Regions from separate parts of the Homo sapiens genome. Here regions 1, 2, 3 and 5 are each linked to region 4. A link is a loop called in an ENCODE intact Hi-C map of the cell type or tissue named here. Cell type or tissue: PC-3. All regions are shown on one strand.

Region 1 (5,000 bases), 250 kb after region 4:
TATTTAACTTTAATAACTTGTCAGAACTACAAAGACAATTGTGAAGCCTCTGCTCAATATTATCTCCTCCTCTGTGTCGTAATATTTCTCCTGAGTGTCTATTTAAGGTCCTTCTAACATTCTTTTCCTCTGTAAAGGACATTTTATGATGATACCACTCTTGTAAAATAATGGTGACTTCCAACTAGGTAGAAAATTTCTGTAAAGGCCAAGGCTAATGCTAGATAAAGTTCTATGCAGATCAGGAATCACTTTAATCTCTTTCACTTTGACATGTCAAAGATGGGAATGAGTTTCCAGAAGAAACAGTAAAGCAATTTCTATATAATCTGAGCGAAGAAAACATGGCACATTTCCAGCAATTCCAGGCTGTGTAGGAAGACAAAATACTATCGATGGAGAAGAGATTAACCTGTAGATTTGAAATGGTTTTATGTATCTTTGAGCTCTGTTGAAATTTGTTATTTCTGAACTCCAAGAAATATCTTTATAACAGGATAATGTTTTTACTCATTTAATTTATATAATATGTCCCAGTGCCTCAAGAAGTAAACAGGGGCATTATCAAAGAGTTAGCCCTAAGCAGTGACACTTTGGGGAAGGATACCCGATCCTGATGTAAGTTTGTTGGAAGGAAACCAGAGTAGATGTCACTGTTAGCCCCAAGCCAACCTGTATTTATGGCAGGTGAGTATAGTAACAAGGACTGCCTGATAAATAATTATCCTTACTGAGGAAAGAAGAGAATTTCCAGGTTTTCTTCTTAACATCTAGTCTCCAATGAGAGAAAAGGATTCACAAAATGATTTAGAGAAAGCAAATAAACAAATTGGTACCTAAAAGAGGGAGACAAGACCCACCCCACCCACAGGAGCAGCTTGCCCCCAAAGCGGACAGTGAAGTAGATGTGCTGTGGAAACAAAGCCTTCCTCTTGCTTTGGGTTGGTGCACAAACATTGGATTGTTGCCGGGCTGGCAGCAGGTGTTCCTCTGTCAACACATGTCCTTTTCCTTTGATAATGGTGTCCAGAATCCTTGATGAACAGTTGGGTAAATTCCCTAGGTTTCTGGGTGAGGACTCAAATCAATAGAACTGTGACACCCTTGAAAGATAATACTGGCTTTAGTTAACAAAGGTGTCTGTGACAGGCTGTTACATAATCTTGCATTTCTTTTTTTATTATTTTTTAAGACCAGCCAGACCAAATACTCAAAAGCTATGCTTGTCACACTAGATAATGACTTTTTTCACAACTAAGTTTTCCTTAATACTATAACAATTTGATATTTGAAATGTGTTTGAACCAGATATTTTATACTCAGTCCTGGTTTTAAACCCACTAGATGGTCTTCAGTTAAGATACTAGGCCCTGGTACACAAAAAACAGAGTAGAATTATAAAATCCTTTTGGCGATGGAAGAGGAGGGATCACAAAATCAAACACCAATATCACGTTGAAGGTTTAATACCTGTTCTAATTAAATGTAACAAAATGAAAAAGAAAATTGCTTTTGGTTGAGTTATTTAAGACAGACATATATTTAAAATTTATTTGGACAATTCAGATAAGAACTTCTACTTGCAGCATGCACTAATCTCAGACCATAGTCTCTGAAATGCAAGCCATACACTTAATAAATCAAATTTGTTTCAGCCTCCCTTACCTGGGACCAGGAGAAAGCCAATTTTGTCAACTCCCCTTTTCCAGGGTTGTATCCGTGATCAAGGAGCATTACAGAGGTACCTAGGTACTCAGGTAGGATCCCATTTAATCCTCAGTCACTGGCTTACACAGGTAGCCTCTGAGATATCTCTTGTTCCCATCCACAAGTCCCTTTCAGAAATGGCATTCTCTAAACTTGTTCCTAACCAGGCCTGGCTAACCCATACCTTCCTGTTGCTTCCGTGCTGAGGCACAGCAATTATCATCTCCTTGTGGTCCTATCTGACTGCACAAAACACAAAACTATCCTCTTTCTTTCTGAAACCCCAACCTGGGAGACAAGGAAGGAGATGGAGGGAGGACACTTCACCTCAGAACTCCAAGGCTATCTCTGTTCAATTTGCTTCCTACTATTTATCCTGTCTCCCTTCCCACCCAAATGAATTGTTTTCTAGACTGTGGCAGGGGAGTGGTCAACTGTCTAATGATTTTCCTTTCATTTGTTTTGTCTTTGCACAGAGTCCTCACTGTGGCTCATGCACTGGGTTTTTCAGCTTCATCACTATTGACATTTTGGGCTGGATATGCTGTTGTTGTGGGCTGTCCTGTGTACTGTACGATGTTAAGCAGCATTCCTGGCCTCTGCCCACTAGGTGCCAGTCACAACCCCATAGACCATAAAAAATTGTTTCCAGATCTTGCCAAATGCCCCTGGGGGCAAAGTTGCCTTTGGGGAAGAACTGCTGCCTTAAAGGTATACGCTTTTGGAAACCAATGCTGGTCAGATTCTCTGGAGACCAGAAACTACTAGTAAACAGGAGAGCTGGCAGAAGGGATGGCCAAACGAGAAGTCAGAGTTTCTATTTTAAATTTTTGTTTACCTCCTGCTTGTCATGCTGGAAAAGGGGATAGAAATGTTAGGATAGCTACACACAAACACTTCTATACTACACATAGATAGTTGAATGTTAGCAGAGTTCTGGCATTGTATTTTTTATGAAGTAATTGTTTTCTTCTTATTAGGCACAGGTTTCACCTTTCTAAGGGAAATATTATACCACTGATACAAACAAAATAGATACAGAAACATGGACATTAAATTTGTGCGTGATAAAATTGCTTTTTTCTAAAATATGTTATTTTTTTCTAATATAAATTAGAGTGTCATATAGAACATCACTATGGCGTCTTATTTTACACACACACACACACACACACACACAAACACACCAAATATTTATAGGTCTGTTTAGCATCAATTATCCCACACTTCTTGAGAAAGAACAGCAAAAGGACTAAACTGTCAAGAAATTCAATTTCTAGGCATCTTGAGTTTCTGAACTTTAGGGAAAGGGAGTCATTTACTTTATATTTCTCTGTGGCTGATCTATGATTAGTCATACAGAGATGTCAAAAGATGTTGACAGAATAAGAATAATAAGCATACATTTATGGCCTTCGTCAACAGCCTAGGAGATCAACTGTCCCGTTAACCAATACCTAGCACTTCCTCCAATGGATAAATCTTGAAAAAAGGGGTTTCCAGATGCAGTTTATATCCAGGTAGTTCATTGACCTTTTTGACACTTCCTTTGTCAATCACTTTTTCCAAGATGAAGGAAATTTGAAAGTCTACAAAGATCACCAAACTTGCTTTCTTTGAGTCAAACTTGCTTTACTTAACTATGAACTGGCAGATGTGTCCATTCCAGTGGTCTGTAAATACTTGGGAAATGGTGAAGCAGTTATTTAGCATGTTTGCCACTAAACATGTTGCCCCCTTCCCATTTGCAGGTTGATCACTTGAGGAAAGAACCCAAACTTTTTGATGTTGACCATACATCTTCCATTTGAGGGCAATTGCCTTTAAACGGGCCACATCTTTGATGTTGCACTTACCCTGGGAAAGATTTAGGTTAAATGGTGTTATTTATCCTAATATTATGATTGTTTTACTTTGGAATTATCTTTCTCAAACACAATACTGAACTGTCTGGGCTCCAAAAGGTGAAAATTGGAAAGCATAAGTTATTCTATACCTATAACACTTGGTTCTCCCAGACCAGCTAAGATGTTTTATGTTTCTAGGTTTTATTTTATTTTATTAATTCTCAGAAATGCGTGTTCATATTTTTCATAAATAAATGTAAATATCTCAATTGAAAATGAACAGAATTGAAAGTCAAATGCATATAAGAGAAAATATATTTCATCAGCCAACATGAAAAAAATTTATTAGTAAACAACAAAATGCACATTAAAACAAGATCTAAATTTTTACTTATCCAATTGGCAGAGATTAAAAATTAATTTAGGATATTCAATACTGGAGATAGTGTTTTGTTAGCAGGAAAGAAAAACGTTATAGCTTCTTTGGAAAATAATTTCACAGTGTGTAGAAGGGGTCTTAAATTTCCAAGTCTGAGACAGGTAATTTTAAATCCAAGAATCTATTCAAAGAAAATCATGTTAAATACAGGGAAACTTTTGTGTACAAATGTGCTCATTTTAGTGCTATTTAGAATATGGAGAAAAGGCGGAAACAAAGCACTTGGCCATAAAAAGAAATTCAAGTAAACTGTGGTACATTCAGTCTATGCATGTAGACATTAAATATACTAATGGTTATTTCTAATAATGGAAAAACATAATATTTAGTAAAAGAAGCACTGTAAAAAATTATAGTAAAATTTATGTATCAAAATTATATAGAAGATGCTTAAAAGACTAAAAATGCAATAAAATATTAATATTTGTTGTCTTTCTAGTGAGACTGAGTAAATGTTTTTAAGTCAAATTTTCCAAATTTTCAGAAAATTCTATATTCAATCATTACTCTTTTATATTTGAAATAAAATAAATTTTATTTTTAAAAAACATATGTACATTTTTTTTTCTTTTTTGAGACAAGGTCTCACTCTGTCACCCAGGATGGAGTGCAGCAGCTTGATCTCAGCTCACTGCAGCCTCCACCTCCTGGGTTCAAGTGATTCTCCTGCCTCAGCCTCCTGAGTAGCTGGTATTACAGGCATGCGCCACCATGCCCAGCTAATTTTTGTATTTTTAGTAGAGATGAGGTTTCACCATGTTGGCCAGGCTGGTCTCAAACTACTGACCTCAAGTGATCCGCCCGCATTGGCCTCCCAACATGCTGGGATTACAGGTGTGAGCCACTGTGCCTGGCCTATGTACATTTTTAAATGGCTACTCTGCAATACTAATCTTCACATGTAGAGTTCTTGGACTAACTACTATGTTTTTATTTCAAATATAAAACTTCAGAATCACAACACTTAAAACATTACTATAACTTTATATCCTAGTCACAATATGATA
Region 2 (5,000 bases), 310 kb after region 4:
AGAAAGACCAGCATGGGAAAAGCTGTTGGAATGAGTGTGTTAGCTTTGACTCTTTTTTTTTTTTTTTTTTTTTTTTTTTTTTAAGTGGCTGACTCATAAATTAGGAACTTGATTCTCTCTTCCGGGCTTTGGATGGCTTCCTAATGAGCAGAAGGGCTGCTTTATTTATTTATTTACTAACCTTTGTGGATTCAAACCCTTGATAGCACTTAACACTTTAGTTACTGTGGTTATGTTAAATTAATATTGCAAGCACACAGTGCTGGCTTGATTAGCAGGAAAATCTTTTTGCCTTATCTCCACTCAAGTATTGAACCCAGCACCAAATACATGCTCACTATTTTTTGCTAGATTATCTTGCATTTTAGCACATGGAACAAATTTGATATTGATTAAAATTGAATGTTATTAATCTACTTTATTTTCCACATCAGTTTAAAAAGAAACTGAAAAAACCATGGCTTCCAAATGCACGTGTTTTGAGAGCAGCCAAATAGTGAAAACCATATCGTATTTTCAAATATACAACACCACACTCAGTAACTTTTAATTTTTTAATTTAATTTAATTTTTTAGAGACAGGATCTCACTCTGTTGCCCAGGCTAGAATTCAGTGGCTCGATGATAGCTTATAGCTTTATACCCCTGGGATCAAGTGATCCTCCTTCCTCAACCTCCTGTGTAGCTAGGACTACAGGCACATGCCCTCATGCCTGGCTAATTTTTTTTTTTTTTTTTTTGTAGAGATGGGAGTCTTACCATGATGCCAATGCTGGTCTCAAACTCCTGGCCTCAAGCCATCCTCCAGGAATTTTTTTAAAATCAGAATTTGAATTAATTTATTCTTTGTACAATATGAATGTTTACTCTTAGATACATACTTATCTAGTGTCTCTAAAATTGAGGATTTTCTTTTGATATGCATGGCAGAATATTTTGTGTGCTTTAGGATAACTATGGTGGACTTGATGGTAGATATTGGTTTTACTTAGCGGGTACCAATGGAGACGTAAAGGAAGGAAAGTGACTTGTCCAATGTTACAAAAAATTGTACCAATGGAGCTAAAGGACAACTGGAACTTATATTGCCAAAGCATTGTTAAATGAACACACACTTGTGATCTCATATTTTCTGCACTAATATATCTGCTTTGCCAAAGTAGCAAGAAAATAAGGTAATCATTTGTGGCTTTCACAGGCCTTCAGGCAAATGCAATACAATGAAAATTACACTCAGCGTATATAGTCAGTCCAGTCTTCCTGGTAGTCAACTTAGGTGGTCACATGTGTTGTGTGATTTGAAAGTTACAAAAAAGTTTCCCCTTGCTATGTATATCCTGAACTGCTTTTATTAAGGGTAGAAAGCTTCAACAGAGTGAACTTTTTTTTTTTTTTTTTTTTTTGATACGGAGTCTTGCTGTGTCCCTCAGGCTGGAGTGCAGTGGCATGATCTTAGCTCACTGCAACCTCTGCCTCCCAAGTTCATGCAATTCTCCTGCTTCAGCCTCCCGAGTAACTGGAATTACAGGCATGTACCACCACGCCTGGCTAATTTTTGTATTTTCAGAGACGGGGTTTTGCCACATTGACCACACTGGTCTCAAACTCCTGACCTCAAGCTATCCACCCACCTCTGCCTCCCAAAGTGCTGGGATTACAGGTGTGAGCCATCACAGCTGGCCTTTTGTGCAAATTTTTCTATTGCTCCTCAGGGAACTTCAACTAGGAGTATGCTCTAATTCACCCCTCCTCCAAACTTGCCCTTGATTAATTTTACTTCTCCCCAGCTCTCAGTTTAGATGCTCTTTCCTTAGATCTTCTCTAATGCCCTGTGACTATCAGCAAAGCATGATTTTTACATTTTTAAATGGTTGAAAAGAATCAGAAGGAAAAGATTTTATGATATACGCAAAGTACAGTCATGCATCTCTTAACGATAAGAATATATTCTGAGAAATGCATCATTAGGTGATCTCACCATTGAGCAAACATTGGGGTGTGTACTTACATAAACTTAGATGGGACAGCCTCCTACACACCTAGACTACAAACCTGTACAGTATGTTATTGTACTAAATACTATAGGCAACCATAATATAGTAAGTATTTATGTATCTAAACATAAGAGAGGTCAGTAAAAATACAGCATAAAAGGTAAAAGATAATACACCTATATAGGACACTTACTGGGAATGGAGCTTGCAGAACTGGAAGGTGCTCTGGGTGAGTCAGTGAGTGGTGAGCGAATGTGAAGGCCTAGGACATTACTGTACACTATGATAGACTTTATACACACTGTATACAGAAACTACACTAAATTTATACAAAAGTATTTTTCTTTCTTCAATAATAATTGACCTTAGCTTACTATAACTATTTTATTTTATAAACTTTTTAATCTTAACTTATTGATTCTTTTGTAATAACACTTAGCTTAAAATGCAAACACATTGCACTGCTGAACAAGAATAGTTTTATTCTTTATATCCCTTTTCTATAAGCGTTTTTCTATTTTTAACTTTTTAAGGCTTTTGTTAAAAACTATGACACAAACACATACATTAGCCTAGGCCTGCCCAGGGTCAGGATCATCACTGTGACTGCCTTCCACTTCTACATCTTGCTCCACTAAAGGCCTTCAGAGACGATAATACGCATGGAGCTGTCATCTCCTATGATAACTATGCCTTCCTCTGGAATACCTTCTCCTGAACGACCTGCTTGGGACTGTTTACAGTTAACTTTTAAAATAAGTAGAAGGAATAGACTATAAAATAAATTTTAAAAGTATGGTAAACACTGGGTGATAAGAATTTTTGAACTTCGTTATAATCTTATGAGATCGCTGTTGTATAATACAGTCCCTTCTTGACCCAAACATTGTTATTCGGTGGGAAACTGTATAGGAAATTCAAAGCTCAGTGTCCATAAAGTTTTATTGGAACATGCCAATTGTTTAAACATTGTCTATGAGTGCTTTCAAAATATGAAGGTAGAGTTGAGTAGTTGTCATAGTCTATGTGGCACCAAAGCCTACGATATTTACTATCCAGCCTTTTATGGAAAGAAAGTCTAGTTTGCTGACCCCTCTCCTAGACTTTTTGATCAAGTAAATGGAGACCTTTAAGTGTCCATACCACCTTGTGATGGCTAAATGTGTGTCTTCTCTAATGGAGTTAGAGCTTCATGGTGCAAGCCTATCTTTTGCAGCCTATCTTTTCCAGCACCTACAAGAAAATGCCAGGGTGTAGAGTAAGCCTTCAATAATGAAATATCAAATGTATTAACCCTTTCAAAAGATGTCTTATTTTATAACTGATTTTTAAAATAGTAATATTATAGTGATATATTACTTTCTCTATAGGTTTTTTGTTTGTTTGTTTTTACTTTAAGTTCTGGGATACTTGTGCAGAACATGCAGGTTTGTTACATAGGTATATGTGTGCCACGATGGTTTGTTGGACCTATCAACTTGTCACCTAGGTTTTAAGCCCCTTATGCATAAGCTATTTGTCCTGATGCTCCCCTGCCCCTCATCCCCACCCCGACAGGCCCCAGTGTGTGTCGTTCCCCTTCTTGTGTCCATGTGTTCTCATTGTTCACCTCCCACTTATGACTGAGAACATGTGGTGTTTGGTTTCCTGTTTCTGTGCTAGTTTGCTGAGGATGATGGCTTCCAGTTCCATCCATGTTCCTGCAAAGGACATGATCTCATTCCTTTTTATGGCTGCACAGTATCCCATGGTGTATACGTAACACATTTTTTTTTTTTTTGAGATGGAGTTTCACTCCTGTTTTCCAGGCTGGAGTGCAATGGCATGATCTCGGCTCACTGCAACCTCCGCCTCCCGGGTTCAAGTGATTCTCTTCCCTCAGCCTCCCGAGTAGCTGGGATAACAGACACCTGCCACTGCGCCCAGCTGATTTTTGTATTTTTAGTAGAGATGGGGTTTCATCATGTTGGCCAGGCTGGTCTCGAACTTCTGACCTCAGGTGATCAGCCCACCTCAGCCTCCCAAAGTGCTGGGATTACAGGCGTGAGCCACCACACCCGGCCTTTTACCACATATTCTTTATCCAGTCTATCATTGATGGGCATTTGGGTTGGTTCCATGTCTTTGCTATTGTGAAGAGTGTTGCAATAAACATACGTGTACATATATCTTTATAATAGAATGATTTCTATTCCTTTGGGTAACCAGTAATGGGATTTCTGGGTCAAATGGTATTTCTGGTTCTAGATCCTTGAGAAATTGCCACACTGTCTTCCACAATGATTACACTAATTTACATTCCCACTAAGAAAGTAAAAGTGTTCCTGTTTTTCCACAGCCTTACCAGTATCTGTTGTTTCTTGACTTTTTAATAATCGCCATTCTGACTAGTGTGAGCTGGTATTTCACTGTGGGATCTGATTTGCATTTCTCTAACAATCAGTAATGTTGAGCATTCTTTCATATGTTTGTTGGCCACATAAATGTCTTCTTTTGAGAAGTGTCTGCTTATATCCTTTGCCCACTTTTCGATGGGGTTGTTTTATTCCTATAAATTTGTTTAAGTTCCTTGTAAATTCTGGATATTAGACCTTTGCCAAAGAGGTAGATTGTAAAAATTTTCTCCCATTCTGTAGGTTGCCTGTTTACTCTGATGATAGTTTCTTTTGCTGTGCAGAAACTCTTCAGTTTAATTAGATCCCATTTGTCAATTTTAGCTTTTGTTGCAATTGCTTTTGGCAATTTCATCATAAAATCTTTGCCCGTGCCTATGTCCTGAATGGTATTGCCAAGGTTTTCTTGTAGGGTTTTTATAGTTTGGGGCTTTACATTTGAGTCTTTAATGCATCTTGTGTTAATTTTGTAAAAGGTGTAAGGAGGGGTTCCAGTTTCAGTTTCCTGCTCATGACTACCAGTTTTCTTAGCACCATTTATTAAATAGGAAATCCTTTCCCCATTGCTTGTTTTTGTCCAGTTGTCCAAGATCAGATGGTTGTAGATGTGTGG
Region 3 (5,000 bases), 96 kb before region 4:
GATTCATTGCGTGAGTTATTCATAATTGATATATATTAAAATAACTGTTTTAGTTGACTAGCATTTTTTCCTTAATTTTACAGTAGATAAATTCTTGTGTTATAAAATATCTGGAATAATAACAAGAAGCAACTATAAAGTATTTACTCTTGAATTATGTAGATCTTACTCAAATGGAAAAATAAGGAATTTTTGAAACACAAAAATGTAATTAAATTACATGACAAGTATCCTACCACCAGTATTTTACTATTCATGAACCCTAATACAATTGGAATGTTATTTTTTTTCTGTTTTCAAATAAAATGTAGACTCATAACTTTTTTTTTTTTTTGTCAAAAATACAAATCCTCCTAGTAGCTTTTAATCACCAAATGTCTAAGTTCAGAAATATGTCTAGTCAAATGCAGTGGGATTAAGGGGCACGGCTACCTTGTGTATTTCCATGCCTAGTGCCTCTGCTCCTCTCCCTTTGTCCCGGGATTGGTTTTTCTACAGTTAACTGAAGGGAGAAAGGAGAGGTAGAAGGGCAGAAGGAAGTGTTCTTAAACATCTCAGACATGATAAAGGTTTACTTTGACCATGGTGGCATCTCAGGGGCACTTGGGTTCTTGGGAGACATCCTCTCTGTCCCCTGCCATTGCATTGGATCTTATACATGCAGTTTCTTCAGTGTGGGTGCATGCATCCTCTTTCATGATCATTGGGATTCAGTTGTCATTTCCCAAGAATGCTAGCGGTTCCTCCAGCATCTTTCCTTTGATGTTTCTTTGCTCCTCCCAGAGGCTCTGTTGCACAGGATCTAAGATAACTTCTCTTCCACTTGCTTGCTCATGACTCACATTTAGTGTATGAGAAATGCACATCTGAGACTCTCTGTCCAAAGAATGAGATTATTTTTCAAACTACGGTTTGTTCTCTGTGCCCCAACCAGACCCTTGTCTTTTAGAGTACTCAGGTATGAGTCAGATACACAGGTCCACTCTGTTTTTCAAACTTCAGGGGACACATTTCAAGCTCTCTAAGTGATCTTTGTAAACCCCTTTTAATTAGGCTTTAAGTTAGGAGACAACCTGATGCTCCCACTCCACTCTCAAAGTGTGGGTGGGTGGAGACCCCACACAGCTACAGCTGTCTTCAAAGAAATCTTCTCTCTCATTTCCAATTCCTTTTGGCTCTTCAAATTTAACCTTTTTACACCTTATAATAGGCTTGAGGGGTCAATGGTGCAACCTGGTTTTTACCCACTTCCTTTGCTAATTCTGCCTAAGTGATATGGGATTATATTTTTGAATGTCAGAGTAACTGGCATTTCCTTGTATTAAGACCTCAGCTGAGACTGAGACCAAAATAGTTCACGTTAAAACCCTTTTGCACTTACAACTTAAGACACTTTAGCTTGTCCAGACCACAGAAAGAAAAATATACCCCAAAGGAACATTTGAGAAGTGACATTAAATATTTGTTTTACATTCTTAATATTTGTAAAGGCAAATTTTGTGTTTTTAAAAGTGTATTTTCTGATCAATTTTGCTATTTTTATGTTATGGTCTAGTCCAAGAGTGGAGTCTTGATTTACAACATTGTGCCTTTAGGAAATAAGGTCAGGGGACCAACTAGGTTGTAAATCAGGTATTGCGTTTTTTTTTTATGCTTTGTACAGAAAATTCCACTGTTGGCGTAGTCATCAAAGGTGGAAATAATGCAGAAGAGTATTCTTAACATGTGGAGCTCTTTCTACAGGAGCTCTTGGTAAGACAAATGCCTCCTTGGAAGCACGAGATTATTCCCCTTTTGTGTTCTTTGCCATAGCTGTGATAGTAAAGGCTTCTTTCTACCTTCTTAATTTCCCACCCTTGCCTCCCTTTAGAACATAAAAAGCCATTCCACCTTGAATGGAAAACATTCTCGGCAGCTTGTAGGGACTGAGTCCAGGACAGTGAGTCAGAAGATGGCCACTAGGGGGCAGCTACGTAAAGCTTTTAGGCTTAGTTTTGTAGGTACTTGGGAATTATGGAAGGTTTCAGAGCAGGGTAGTGACCTACCAAAAATGTGTTAGGAAGATTAATTTGGCAGGCAGAGTGAAGGGGAAAGAATAGGTACAAAAGTCAGATCTAGGACTACCCCTGTGATTTCAGGGTAAAGAGGGAAGCAGTGGTATCAAGGAAGATACCAAAGAGTGGTGAAAGCATTACAGACATATTATGAAAAGAAATATTAATATAGAAGCATGACTGCACGACTATGGAGGGAGGAAAAAATGGAAAACAAATTCTCTGTTTGGAGAATGTTAATTCTAAAGATGGAAATAAACCCACTTAGCCATTTTTCCCCCTCTAGGTATAATCCATTTAAGTGAAATTTATCAAAAATTTAAAGGTATTCTTGAAATGTTTTCATCTATCAAAACAAGTTTTTTGGAACATTAACAATTTTAGTCTGACAGTTGCTGGAGATTTAGGAGAAAAGTGTCAGTTGGCTCTTTTTTCTTGGGGAAGGGAAAAGGAATCAGTAAGACAAATATGGTGTCTACCCTTCTTTTCTAGCTCCCCATTTTTTCTTCTTTATTTAATCATAGATGTTTGGAGAAACAAGGTTCTGACTACCTCTCTGGCTGGGTAGAGAACAAAACAGTGGAAAACTGTGTCATGGGAATACATTGTCTCAGGAGATCTTTGTATTAATGTACAAGTCCACAGAGCTTCATGGAGATTACAACCTCATCTTATTAATAAGATAGATATTAAATGAAAATATTTCCCCAAATGTAAATACCTGCCACACATCTAAGGGGAGATCTCAATATATTACAACTTTAAGCCAATGCTGCTACTGCATCTTTTAAAGGTTAAAGAAAGAGACCCCAAAAATGGAAGCTGGAAGCTAGACTGTGACAAGGAACATGCTTACCAGGGCTGATGTGTATTCTGAAGTTTTCAATTTCTGTTTTGCAGTTTATCCTGGTCTTTAATGTTTTGTTTTCTATACTTTTATGTGCTTGGCTAAAGTGAAATTAAAACATATAAGCTACAAAAATTAACTCAATGAAATTTTGAGGTTTTGCCATTGGGGAACCTGAATTAATAGTTTTAATATAGAATTCAGGACAGACAGCATCATGCCAGACCTTCCAAATTATATAATTAATTTTAGCAAACAGTGCTTAGGATAAGAATTTTCAACAGCTGTGTGTGCCTGGTTTCTCTGCTAATGTTCCCTGTGGAGTTCTGGGACAACCAGCTCCAGGTCTTTGCTGCACTGGTGCTTGCTTTACTGGGGTACTGCACATTTCATGCTCCATTGAGACCACCTATATGGTGGAACTGGTCCTCCTTGGGCTTTCTATATTGCCTTTTGCCACCACCTTAGAACTCTCACTCACAGCTCATCTCTCTCTTGGATCAGTAAAGAAGCACTTTTTTCTTCTTATATTTTTCCAAACATACTCAGAGTCATTGCTTTTCACTTACCCACTGCTACTACTGTTGACAAACTACCACCATCTCTTACATGGATCACTGTGATTGCCTTGGATTGATCTCCCTGCCTCTACCATTGCTCCCCACAGTCTATTTGTTGACATTGCAGCCAGTGATTCTGGCTGTCAGATCTTGTCACTCCTTGGCTGAAAATTTTACAGGGGATCCTGATTTCACTCCTAATCAAAGACAAAGTCTTTATGAAGACCTAAAGGTCTTTGCAAATCTGATCTCACCTCTTATGGCTCACCTTTCACTCACTGCACTCTACTCACATGTGACCACAACATTCCAGGTATGGTGAAATGCCTTGTTTCCCTCAAGTCTTATTGTAATGCTATCCTGCCATAGAGGCCAGCCCTGGGCACCCTGTTTCAAATTGCAAGCTGCTCTTCCTACCACCCCAACCTTCTTTATCCTGTTCCACTTTCGTCTATAACTTTTATCTATACAGTAGTCCCTCTTATCTGCAGGGTATATATTCCAAGATCCCCAGGGGATGTCTGAAACCACAGATAGTACTGAACCTTATATATATTATGTTTTTTTTTTTCCTATATGCACATACCTATGATAAAGTTTAATTTATAAATTAGGCATAGTACAATACTAACAATAATGATAAAATAGGACAATTTTAATATATGGTAATTATGTGAATGTGGTCTCTATCGCTATCAAAATATTTTATTTTACTGTAGATCTTAGCAACCTCGGCATACAATCTCTTTTTCTTTCTTTATGAAGATGAGAACTTTCACATTTTCACTTAAAGGAAGCACTCTCTGGCTTATCTTCGGCATATCCGATTTGCCAGCATCATTACTCTTGTGCTTTGGGGCCATTATTAAGTAAAAGAAGGATCATTTGAACACAAGCACTGTGGTACTGCAGTGTGTGGAGTGAGACTGACCTCATACTGTGGCTTTTTGAGCCTCAGTCCCAACCTCACCCAAATCATGTTACATTTAATTATACTCAAGGAGCATATTGTTTTCAAAAATAGAATTACTCTTTTCAACTGTGGCAAGGGTTGGGAGATTGTGTGGGGTAGATGATCCTCATGAATTTCTAGGGTAGGGGACCCTCATAGAAAAGTCTAATTTTTCTTCATCTAAGTAGGCAATAGTTCCTATAAACGTAGGTTGTGACAGAGATATTTGTGTTCCTGGTGTGGGAGAAAGAAAAATAATTTTTGTGATGAGTTCCAAAATCAGTTATTTTTCAAAACTGTGAATGGCTTAAAAAATGACATTTTGTTTGTTTGTTAATCTGCATTTTGGGCAGGCTTGTTGGTGATAGTTTGTTTCTCTCCAACTTGGCCTCAGCTGGGGCAGCTTGAAGTGTGGAAGCTGGAATCATCTGAAGTTTGCTTATCCACATGTCTGATGGTTCGTGCTGGCTGTTGGCTGAGACCATGATTGAGACCATTGCCAAACATATACACATGGGCCCCCATGAGGCCTGGGTTTTCTTACAACATAGTGACTGGGTTCCAAGGGTGAGCATCTTGAGAGAGAA
Region 4 (5,000 bases):
TAAGATGGTTTTGATTTCATATGTATTTTTTATTTTAAACATACATTTTGTTAAATATAACTGCATTTAATGTATATGGTTTCACAAAATATATTACATATAAATATTTATAAAAATATTCTGTCGTATTAAATGTACACAGAGACTAGGTGGCTACTGGAAGAGAAAACATAGGCGAAATTACATTCCTAAGATTATTCACTTAACAGCAGAGGCAGGACTAAGTAAGGAAAAGGATTAATGTTTGAGCCACTGCATTGTGTTAGATGCACAGTAGGCTATTTATATAAATCATTGTTTTTAATCTTATAACTTTCAAAGAAACTGTTATCTCTATTTTAAATATAAGGAATCTGAGAGCATAAATACCATTGACTCTTGAGCAATGCAGAAGTTAGGGGTACTGACCTCCCTACAATTGAAAATCTGCATATAACCTTTAACTCTCCCCAAACCTAACTACTGGTAGTCTACTGTTGACTGGAAGCCTTACCGATAACATAAACAGTCGACTAGCACATATTTTATATGCTCTAAGTATTATATGCCGTATTCTTACAATAAAGTAGCTAGAGAAGAGAAAAAATATTATTAAGAATATCGGAAGGAAGATAAAATATATTTAGTATTCATTAAGTGAAAGTGGATTATCCTAAAGGTCTTCATCCTCATTGTTTTCATGTTGAGTAGGCTGAGGAAAAGGAGGAAGAGGAGGGGTTGGTTTTGCTGTCTCAGGGGTATCAGAGGTGGAAGAGGGGGAGGACATGAAAGTGGAGACAGGAGAGTCAGGACAGTCCATGTAACTTTTACTGAACTTGATCCCTGCAGTTCAAACCAGTGTTGTTCAAGGGTCAAACTGTTGAAAAATTCTCAGAGTTAGTTCAAGGAGTGTATGAATTTGCTATGGTTGCTGTGACAAAATACCATAGGCTGGGTGGCTTAAACAACAGAAATCTATTTTCTCACAGTTCTGGAGGCTTGAAATCCAAGATCACGGTGTCAGCAGGGTTACATTCTTTTGAAGCCTCTTTTCTTGACTTGTAGATACTTTTTCTGGTATCTTTTTGCAGTGTCCTCACGTGGTCTTTCCTCTTTGTGAGCACACTCATTGTGTCTCTCTGTGTCCGGATTGCTTCTTCTTATAGGAATTGAATTAGGGCACACGCCCGACAACCTCATTTTGACTTAATCACCTCTTTGAAGACCCTGTCTCTAAGGCAGTACCATTCTGAGGTAATAGGGGTTAGGACTTCAACATATGAATTCTTGGTGGGGGGCCATATTTAGTTTATAAGAAGGGGGATAGTTGTATTTCAGAATACTGAAATGGACATCAGCCATATGAAGAAAAGTTATAACTTTTTTCTCTTCTATTATTTGGTGTCCTGAAATATTTTTATAGAGGGAACATGTGGCTGGAGGGACTTGATCTCCAACCATTCATGCAGCATAAGGTTAGCCCAAATACAGAAATGGGTCCAACTGGCGTGGGTAGAGAGAATGCCAAACTCAAATGCCTTATGCTAGAATATTCAGTGTAGGAGGAATCTAGAAACTACTTAGTCTAAGCTCTTCATTTTACAAATGAAAAAACAAAAGTCCAATTATGAAATGACTTGTAGAATATTACAAAATTAGTGAGTGTAACAGGATGAACATTTTTATAACTTGCTATATGCTATTCATTGAGTGTATATATATATACATATTCAATGAATATATATACACACATACATAAATATAATTTTTAAGATGAAATTTTAAGGTAGTCATTTTTATCTTCATTTTACTGAAAAAAGAAATCCCGAGGATGAGATCTAATTCTGAGTTTTTATATGGATTCACTTTTTTTCTTCTTTTTACTTTATTTGACACAAGGAAGAGTTCACAAAATCTCCAGATGGGAGAGAATCTAAAGGAATCCTGACTGTCACATGTGATACATGCTAGTAGGTGCAAAAGACAGTATCTCCTTGTCACTCATTTTCATATCGATTATATAGCCATGAAAATCACAATTAGATGTGACTGAAGACCTAGCTAACTTGCTTCATTTTGTTTCCTTTGGTTGCTTTGTGAGTAGAAAGGCTGATGCTTTAAAGTTCTTGCCCTTTATGAGGTGGTTTAAATAGCATGTCATTGATGAAACAAGTGAAATTTGTCACATCTAATTTCATTTTTTCAGAGAGTTGCATCAAAAGTTTATGGATACCAACTTCATTTTTAATGAGGAAAAAACTTGCTTTGTTGCCTTTGAAACATGCAAACCTTTGTTCATGTCCCCAGCCCTTTCTCTTGAGATTGGGCCTATAGGTGGCAGCAACTGTTAGCTGTTGAGCTTGGGTGACATGTGCCATAAGTTCTCTTGAAATACTTTAAATACTTTAAATATTCTTGGATACTTGAAAATGAAATTTTCTCTAGATAAGAAAGTGAAAGGTCAAACTTGAATCGTGACTGTTGAAGGATTCATACACTACAGTCAACATTATATAGATTAAAAATGGTGTAGGGGCTTGAACATTCTATATTTTAAAAGTTTGCAATGTGATGATGGTAGAGTTCAATCTTTAAGATTTGTGACTGCTGTGGTCAGATTGGTTATCCTTTGCTCTCCATTATTTTGTGTAAAATGGGCTTTTGAACTTAGAGTAATCTAGAATAAATCAGTTCCTCTGAGCTTAACATTCAATAAAAGTTGAGATTTTGATTCATGTACTATCTGTTTTACACAATGAATGTGTCATAGAAATGTTTAGTACAATTTAAGTTTTTGCAAATCAAACAATGCTTACTTGCATAAAGCAGTTTATACTTTAAGGGGAACTTGCAGGGAAAATTCTACTCCAGTTTGAATTATTTCATAGGAACTTTTTTGAGAATTTGGAATTTTGTTAACCTGTTTTCCTAGATGAGGAACACCTGTGTTTAATAATGCCTTCCAACAGTCTGCTAGATTGGGAGAGAACTGAAACAATATGGACTTTAGCAGGCTGTCTATAGGTGACTGCTAAACTCCACTTTGGCATGACTAATCTAATCACACCAATTATCTTCATGGTTTATATTACTTGTGGCTCAGTCCATTGAGGAGACAGTGGATTGCATCAGCCCCATTTCAGTCAACTGGACCCAGCCTTTGTGTTTCCTTATTCTGAAGATTACTTAAAATGCTGCTTCTCTATTCACTAGACTTTTATAAACCTCCTAAAGTACCACATATGATAGAAGACGAGCTGCTTTTAATATTGACCTTTGGCCATTCCTCAAAAACAACTTATTTGATTTAATTTCCTAAGAGAATTTTTATGTGCAGTATTTAGTTGGGCTACTTCTACTGTGTGAAGAAAACGTCATTTCCCTTTATTACATTGACCCAATTTGAAAGAGAAAAAAAAAATGGCATCACATTTGGAACTAAAGTTTTAGCGCATGCCAACAGCAAGACTCACTGAATCAAAACAGATGGCTAAAAAATAGTTTGGAATAGATGTATCTATCCTATAGATGCCTGTTAAAGAATTTTAGAAAAATGAGGTATGGCTTTTTCATGCTATAACCTTGGCAATAATTTATAAATTTTGATTTTTTAAAATATATTTTGATATTGAAATAACATGGCTAAAATTAAAATTGAGTATGAACAACGGAACATCTTTTGTACTGGGATTTATCGAAGATTAAAATCAAAGGGTTCATTTCCTCCTTTGGGACTAGTCTGCAGTTGATCTTTTAGGTATTTGTTGTTGGTTTATTTGGATTTGTTTTTTGAGTGTGCTGGGTGGATGGATGAGGGCATAGAACAGATCCATAGACATTGACCTACAAAAGCAAATGTTATGTGTAATCAAATCAGCTACAATCTGTATTACTAGGCAAAAATATTAGAACCCCACGAGAATGTGCTGAAAAACAAAATATCACATAACTTTTAGGGGAATGCAGAGGAAAGAGCCTAATACAAGGCAAAGGTGAAGAAATAAAAGAAAGTGCTTCAAACAGATGGGCCTTTTCTACAGAGAACTTCCTTGTTGTCCTTCCACTTGAAAATACACTATACTGTATTTAATCCTTTAATCCTTATCTTTAAAGATAAGGGTTTGTCCCAATGATTATTTTATTATTGCTCTAAACTTGTATAAAATGTAACAAGTCACACCTTACATTTTTAAAGGAGACTACCTTTCTACTTTTTAAAATCCAGGTTGTATCGTCATTGGGTAATACTTTGTCTATATCCATGCACCAAACAATATTTAGCAGGAATAGTGCTTACTAACCGATTAAATTCCAGATGCATCCTTGGTAATAGCCCCTCGTCTATCCGTGGACTTGGTCCTCATTATTACTTTCTTGTACTCAGTGCATCTTCTTGATACAGTTCTCTTTTGCCTTGAGTGGGGTGAACTGCAACCATGTGGCCCTAAAGGAAATGTCCCAGGGGTTTCTGAAAATCAATTTTTCTTTTTAGACAATGCTGTGATTTTGGATGAAAAAACTATAGAGTGTCTCCAAGATCAGTCACCTCTCCCCAAAATAATTCCTTCTCTGTGATGTCTTCTGAAGTCCACATTTTAAAATTCCTCCCTTGTCCACCCAAACACACACACACACACACACCCCCATAAACACCAACAAATTAAGCTCTGCACTACATCACATGTCTCTTATGTCTCTTTTCTCCACAGATTAATCATAAGACTTCAGCATTTTACCTTACATATACCTTGTTAGAGAAAAATCGCCAATCTTTTCAGTCTCAACACGGTTGTATTTATTATTGAGCGAAATGATAATTCTAAGATATAAGCTTTATGAGGGCAGCATTATTAACTATTTTGCTCTTTGTAGTTTGCAGTTTTGCCAACACCATAACAGAGTTTGGTATGTAATAGTTTCTCAATAAGTACTTGTTGAATGAATGAATCACTAAGAAAATTAGTGGAACAAATTTAACGGTTTTGCTGTGATACAATCTCTAACTTTCCTCCAGTTTAGAA
Region 5 (5,000 bases), 160 kb after region 4:
AGCCTCCCACCCGCTTCAGCCTCCCAAAGTGCTGGGATTACAGGCCTGGCCCTCAAACTCTTAATATTGATGCTTGTATTATGGTTGTTTCTCAAATTTGCTTTAAGAATTGGTCATTTCTGGATAAAGAAAATGTGGCACATATACATATCAAATACTATGTAGCCATAAAAAAGAATGTGTTTATGTCCTTGCAGGACATGGATGAAGCTGGAAGCCATCATTCTCAGCAAACTAACGTAGGAACAGAAAACCAAATACCGCCTGTTCTCACCCATAAGTGGGAGTAGAACAATGAAAACACATGGGAGGGGAACATCACACACCGGGGCCTCTTAGTGGGTGGAGGGCAAGGGGAGGGAGAGCATTAGGACAAATACCTAATCCATGCAGGGCTTAAAACCTAGATGACGGTTTGATAGGTGGAGCAAACCACCATGGCACATGTATACCTATGTAACCCGCACGTTCTGCACACGTATCCCAGAACTTAAAGTAAAATAAAATTAAAAGAAAAAAAGAATTGGTCATTTATTCCTGGATCCCCTTCTCAAGACTCAGAGCATTAGCATAATAAAGGTTTTGAAGGGGAGGAGGTCAGGAGAAAAGATAAAATATTTAAATTACAAGTAATACAGCTATTAGTTTTGAAGTCATAGACTGTAGAAAATAAGATGATATATACATATAATTGATATTGCTCACTGAACCAATTTACTAAAATTAACAACAGTGAAAATTACCAGCCTTTGAAAGATATGCTGCATCAAGACTTTCTATACTCATTAGTTGAAATGATCTCCCTGTAGTCTCTGGAGTTGTAACACACCAATTGATAAACAGGCACTCTTAATACTTGAAGCATGAGCATCCCTGATGATTACAGACAACCACTGTCTCCAGTTTTGCCTGTGGGATATTCCAGTAAAGGTCAAGTCCATAAAATGGAAACATGGTTGGTATGAAAATAAGCTTCTGAAAATAATTTCTGTCATACTGAAAAAAATAACAAACCATCAATTCCAAGCTTTAGAACTTTCTAATTTTTTTGGCAACTGCAACTTTAGCTCTTCTTTATGTAACACTTTCTGCCCTTAACATTCTATTAGTTTTGTGCCTTCAAGTAAACACAATTCACCCACCCTGTCCTATAATTACCTAATGCTGAATAATCAGGTTTGTATACACTTTGGGATTTCATGATTTTTTCTAACACACCTAGAACACAAAATGGACAGATCCATTATGATTATCAGCATTTTCTTTTTTAGTTATCTAATAGTTTCGATCATTTTCTAACATCCTCAGAAAGTCATTTTTACTGTCTTTCCCTGTGTCATGAAGACACTTAAAACCAAGGATACATTGGACTTCACCTTTTTTGTTGTCATTACTGGGCATGACAGGCTTCTGCTGAGTTCTCTTAAGTTGAGCTACTCTTTGATTTGTGAGCAAAGGTTTAAAAGGCTAAAAAGGGGGAAATTGGTTCAATATTTCAAGCACAATGAAACATTTCTTTTGTCACTTTATTTCCCTGCTGTATTAATTTGTGGTTACTCACCTTCTCCTCGGATCCCCAAGGGAACCCCAAATCTGACTCTCTATGATCTGACATATGAACCCAAACATTTCTCCCAATAAATTACATCTCCTGTGTAATAAAACAAAATTGGCTGCTTTGGGGTATAGCAGAATATTTCAGGCACCATTTGGCCACAGTTTGGTTCGTTGCTCATATACATTCTGATGATGGGGATCTCTGTGGCCTAGGTTGGTCTGGGAAGAGGAATGTTGAGTTCACTCACTGGACCAAACAATGCAGGAATGTTTTTTCCCTGTCCATTCACTTAAACAATGTGCCATTCTGTACCTTATAAGCACTTAATTTATTCCAACTCTTTGGCCTGACCTGTAATCCCCTTCTCCTTACCCATCTGACCCATCTGTGTTTCATTTCCCACTCATCAGCATCCAAAGAGCTAGGCCCAGGGCCTGTTTGGAACCATTAGACAGAGATTGGCACTCTTCCCTCTTCCTGCGCCACATCCTCCACTGGAAAAAAAATGACCATCAGATCAGAGAACAGAGCCTGCTTTGTCCCCTGCAACAGGGATCTGGAAGCATTTTCAATCATTTGCACTCTATACCCACTCAAACGCATTAATGTGATCAACATTAGGCCTGTTGTGGGCATTTTTTCCAGCAAATAGCTTGCTAACATTCCAGGCATGTACTTCCCTGAAAACAAGACTGAGACAGGGCCCTGAATATTCAATTGGAAAATCACCAAGAGCAAAAGCTTAGCTTGGCACGGCTGGTGTTGATTCTTAATAAGTGACTTCCTAAAGCTGAGGCATGGGGCTTACAGCGTCAATGACTTGTTTGAAAAATATTTTGTAGGTGCCTCATACCACTCTGTTTCCTGTGGTATGCGTCATATTGTGAGCTATTCCAAGCTGGCCTGGTTAAGCACGCTAAGTTTTTCCCCCCAAGATTGTGGTGTTTAACTAAAAATGTCTTTATACAAGATGAGCTCATAGCTATTAGTGCTGATGTAGTTTTAACTGCTTGGATACCAACTGCAGTCGCTTGAAAATGTACTGCAGAAGGGTAAACGCAAGCAAAAACATATCTCACCCCGTCTAAAATGGCGGGATGCAGTCCCAGCGGCAGCGTTTCTTCAGGGGAGAAAGCTCCAGATTTAAGTACAATGCATACCTTTCACTTTCATTAAAAAGACTTACTGTTCTTAGTACATTACTAAAGTCAAGGTGCTGAAGACATCTGGTACACTGGAATAAAATTAACCCTTTTTATGGCTTCGGGTGTTTTGTAAAACTTGCCAAGGAGCAAAGCTAAGGTAATTGGAGAAAACAAGTGTATCTTTTCAATCAAATTTCCAAAAGGGAAACAAAAAGAGATCCAACGACCTAAAATTCTATCTCTGAGATTAAAGTACATACAAGTAGGATTTGCATAAGGTTCAAATAATAAGATATCGAATATAAAATGTCTTGACAGTTATTTAGAAATCAAAAGATGGGTAAGGGAATTAATACTGTTGTGTCCTCTGTATACCTCACATAGCTTTCGGCCTTTCTACCTTCTACATTGTTCTTCACAGCACTTATGGTGTAGAGATTATTATTTTCCTTTTGCAAACAAGGCCAGAGAATCCCAGAGGGATTCAGTAAGCTCCCCAAGGCCACACAGTTGATTAAGTATAGAAGCAGGATTCGAAATTAGGTCAGTGTGAATAGCAAGCTTGTGTTCTATCCCCTACCTTGCTACTTACAGATAAAAATATTCTCATCTCTATTATGGCTGTAATTGTCTACTTGTTCAAAGGCTGTGTGTTGGCCATGGTGTACTGGGCTAGAACAGGAGATGAATATAAATCTGTGTCATATTCCTTCCTGTCTCCCTCTAGTGAATAGGTTACAGACAGTATCTAGTTTGGGGCCCATACCCAGTAGGTGCCCAGTGGCTATTAAGTGATTAGACATTGTACATGCCATCTCTGAATGATTTGTGTTTCTACAATAGGGCCTTTTATAACAGAGAAGAGAGGGATTGATACTCTGGACACTGCTGGGGCTGTGTTTGCCTCTCGGGGCAAATAATTTTTCTTGGTGCCAGGAGCAGCTCTGACGTGGCTGCTCTGCCCTTATGTGGCCTGGGCCTTTGAGATCCAGAGCAAGAGCCTGGCCTGGTCTGGGATAAGGCAAGAATGCATCAAGGTGGAGCCAGAGAAGCCAGAAGAGGCGACTGTGAATGTCTGTCTATCTCCACGAACGTGTCACTGAGGAGACAGGAGAATGTCTATAGGAAGTGAGCAAGACAATTTCTGAGACAATGAGTTATTGGACAAATGCACTGAATAGCATTATAAAGGGAAGTAGGGACCTCAATTCCCCTCCATATTTAGGAAGGCACATAATGAGGCCCTACCCATGAAGTGGAAAAAGGGGCTTTTGTGTTGGCTATTCTCTGTGAGTAAGTAAGTGTTTTGGCTGTCTGGCTTAGGGGATACAGAATTATGCATCAGGACTATATATTGTGAGTTGATCCCTTATGCGCTGATACGTAGTGCATTATCTAAAGGAAATAACTTGCTTCTTGATTGAGGTTTGCAAACTGGGCATGTTTTCTTTTCACAGTATTAAAGAAATATAAAATTTTTACAAAAATTCCGTGACTTTCACACCTTACAATTTAGTGAGTTAGCAAAAACATCAGTTCAAAATGTTGAACTAAATGACAACTAGGAGATTGGTTTCTGTTCTCAAGTTATAAGTAGTTCCTATTTTCTACCTGAAGCATTAGAAAAAAGCTTACTTCAAGTGAGTAAAAAATACTCATATTGTGAAGCAATTTGGACTTCAGAAGTTTTATCACCACTGGATTGAGACATTGGGGATAAGCCATACAAATATGTTGCTAAACTAATAAAATCTTGAAGATTTAGAAATATATAGATTTCTTTAATTCTTATGTTTTAAAGTTTATGTTTGGAACTATTTAATAAAAAAGCAACATTAGGAAAAAATTTTTTTCTAATGAAAGCAGATAAAGTGGGAGCTGGTCAGAAATCTGTTCAATTCAGGCCTTTTGCAACCTCATCAAAAGTCAAATTATTTTACAATGAATAGTTTTGAATTATTATATTTCTTGCAAGGTGATTTTCTCTCTCTTGTTAGGAAGAGTGACTTCCATTCTTAACAAAGTAACGGGAAAAGAAGAGGTAAGAAAACGTCAACAGGCTAAAATTGTATGATCTATAATGGTGTTTCAGCGTAAATTTGGAAACATTGGCTAGGAGCAGCTGAAGTCCAAAACTCATGATGATCACGTTGATTTGAGTTTTCCCTAAGCCTGTTCCATAACAGGCTTTCATGTTTACCGTAGACATAAATTCACTGTGGTTCTTAAGTAAGGGCTATGTTTGAAAGAAGTGACTAGAATGCCAGGATTTTCTCTCAAGATTACCCCTTCAAGGA

What was found. Peaks named below come from ENCODE experiments on the same cell type or tissue, not always from the same donor. Only the 100,000 strongest peaks of a DNase experiment are listed, where the experiment ranks them.
Region 1: a loop joins it to region 4, with 9 times the contacts of the local background. A loop is called at or near these places in 9 of 110 quality-filtered maps.
Region 2: it touches region 4 in a loop (7-fold over the local background); 2 of 110 quality-filtered maps call a loop at or near these places.
Region 3: a loop joins it to region 4, with 4 times the contacts of the local background. A loop is called at or near these places in 11 of 110 quality-filtered maps.
Region 5: it touches region 4 in a loop (4-fold over the local background); 13 of 110 quality-filtered maps call a loop at or near these places.

What each region holds. Positions count from the first base shown.
Region 1 is chr13:80,028,371-80,033,370 of GRCh38, forward strand. No RefSeq gene overlaps it. Among named protein-coding and RNA genes, the nearest start is that of LINC01080, 20 kb to the left of the region's middle. In PC-3, a CTCF peak has its summit at 2,332 (motif pointing right); a DNase peak (open chromatin) is centred at 2,321; H3K27ac peaks cover 2,000 bases.
Region 2 is chr13:80,084,434-80,089,433 of GRCh38, forward strand. No RefSeq gene overlaps it. Among named protein-coding and RNA genes, the nearest start is that of LINC01080, 76 kb to the left of the region's middle. In PC-3, no CTCF peak of the experiment used is centred here; a DNase peak (open chromatin) is centred at 2,078; H3K4me3 peaks cover 251 bases; H3K27ac peaks cover 3,412 bases.
Region 3 is chr13:79,677,498-79,682,497 of GRCh38, forward strand. No RefSeq gene overlaps it. Among named protein-coding and RNA genes, the nearest start is that of LINC01068, 110 kb to the left of the region's middle. In PC-3, CTCF peaks have their summits at 1,963 (motif pointing right) and 2,165; a DNase peak (open chromatin) is centred at 1,964.
Region 4 is chr13:79,773,663-79,778,662 of GRCh38, forward strand. No RefSeq gene overlaps it. Among named protein-coding and RNA genes, the nearest start is that of LINC01038, 28 kb to the right of the region's middle. In PC-3, a CTCF peak has its summit at 2,316 (motif pointing right); a DNase peak (open chromatin) is centred at 2,319; H3K27ac peaks cover 833 bases.
Region 5 is chr13:79,934,433-79,939,432 of GRCh38, forward strand. No RefSeq gene overlaps it. Among named protein-coding and RNA genes, the nearest start is that of LINC00382, 64 kb to the left of the region's middle. RefSeq lists an enhancer at 1,862-3,061. In PC-3, no CTCF peak of the experiment used is centred here; a DNase peak (open chromatin) is centred at 2,409; H3K27ac peaks cover 3,756 bases.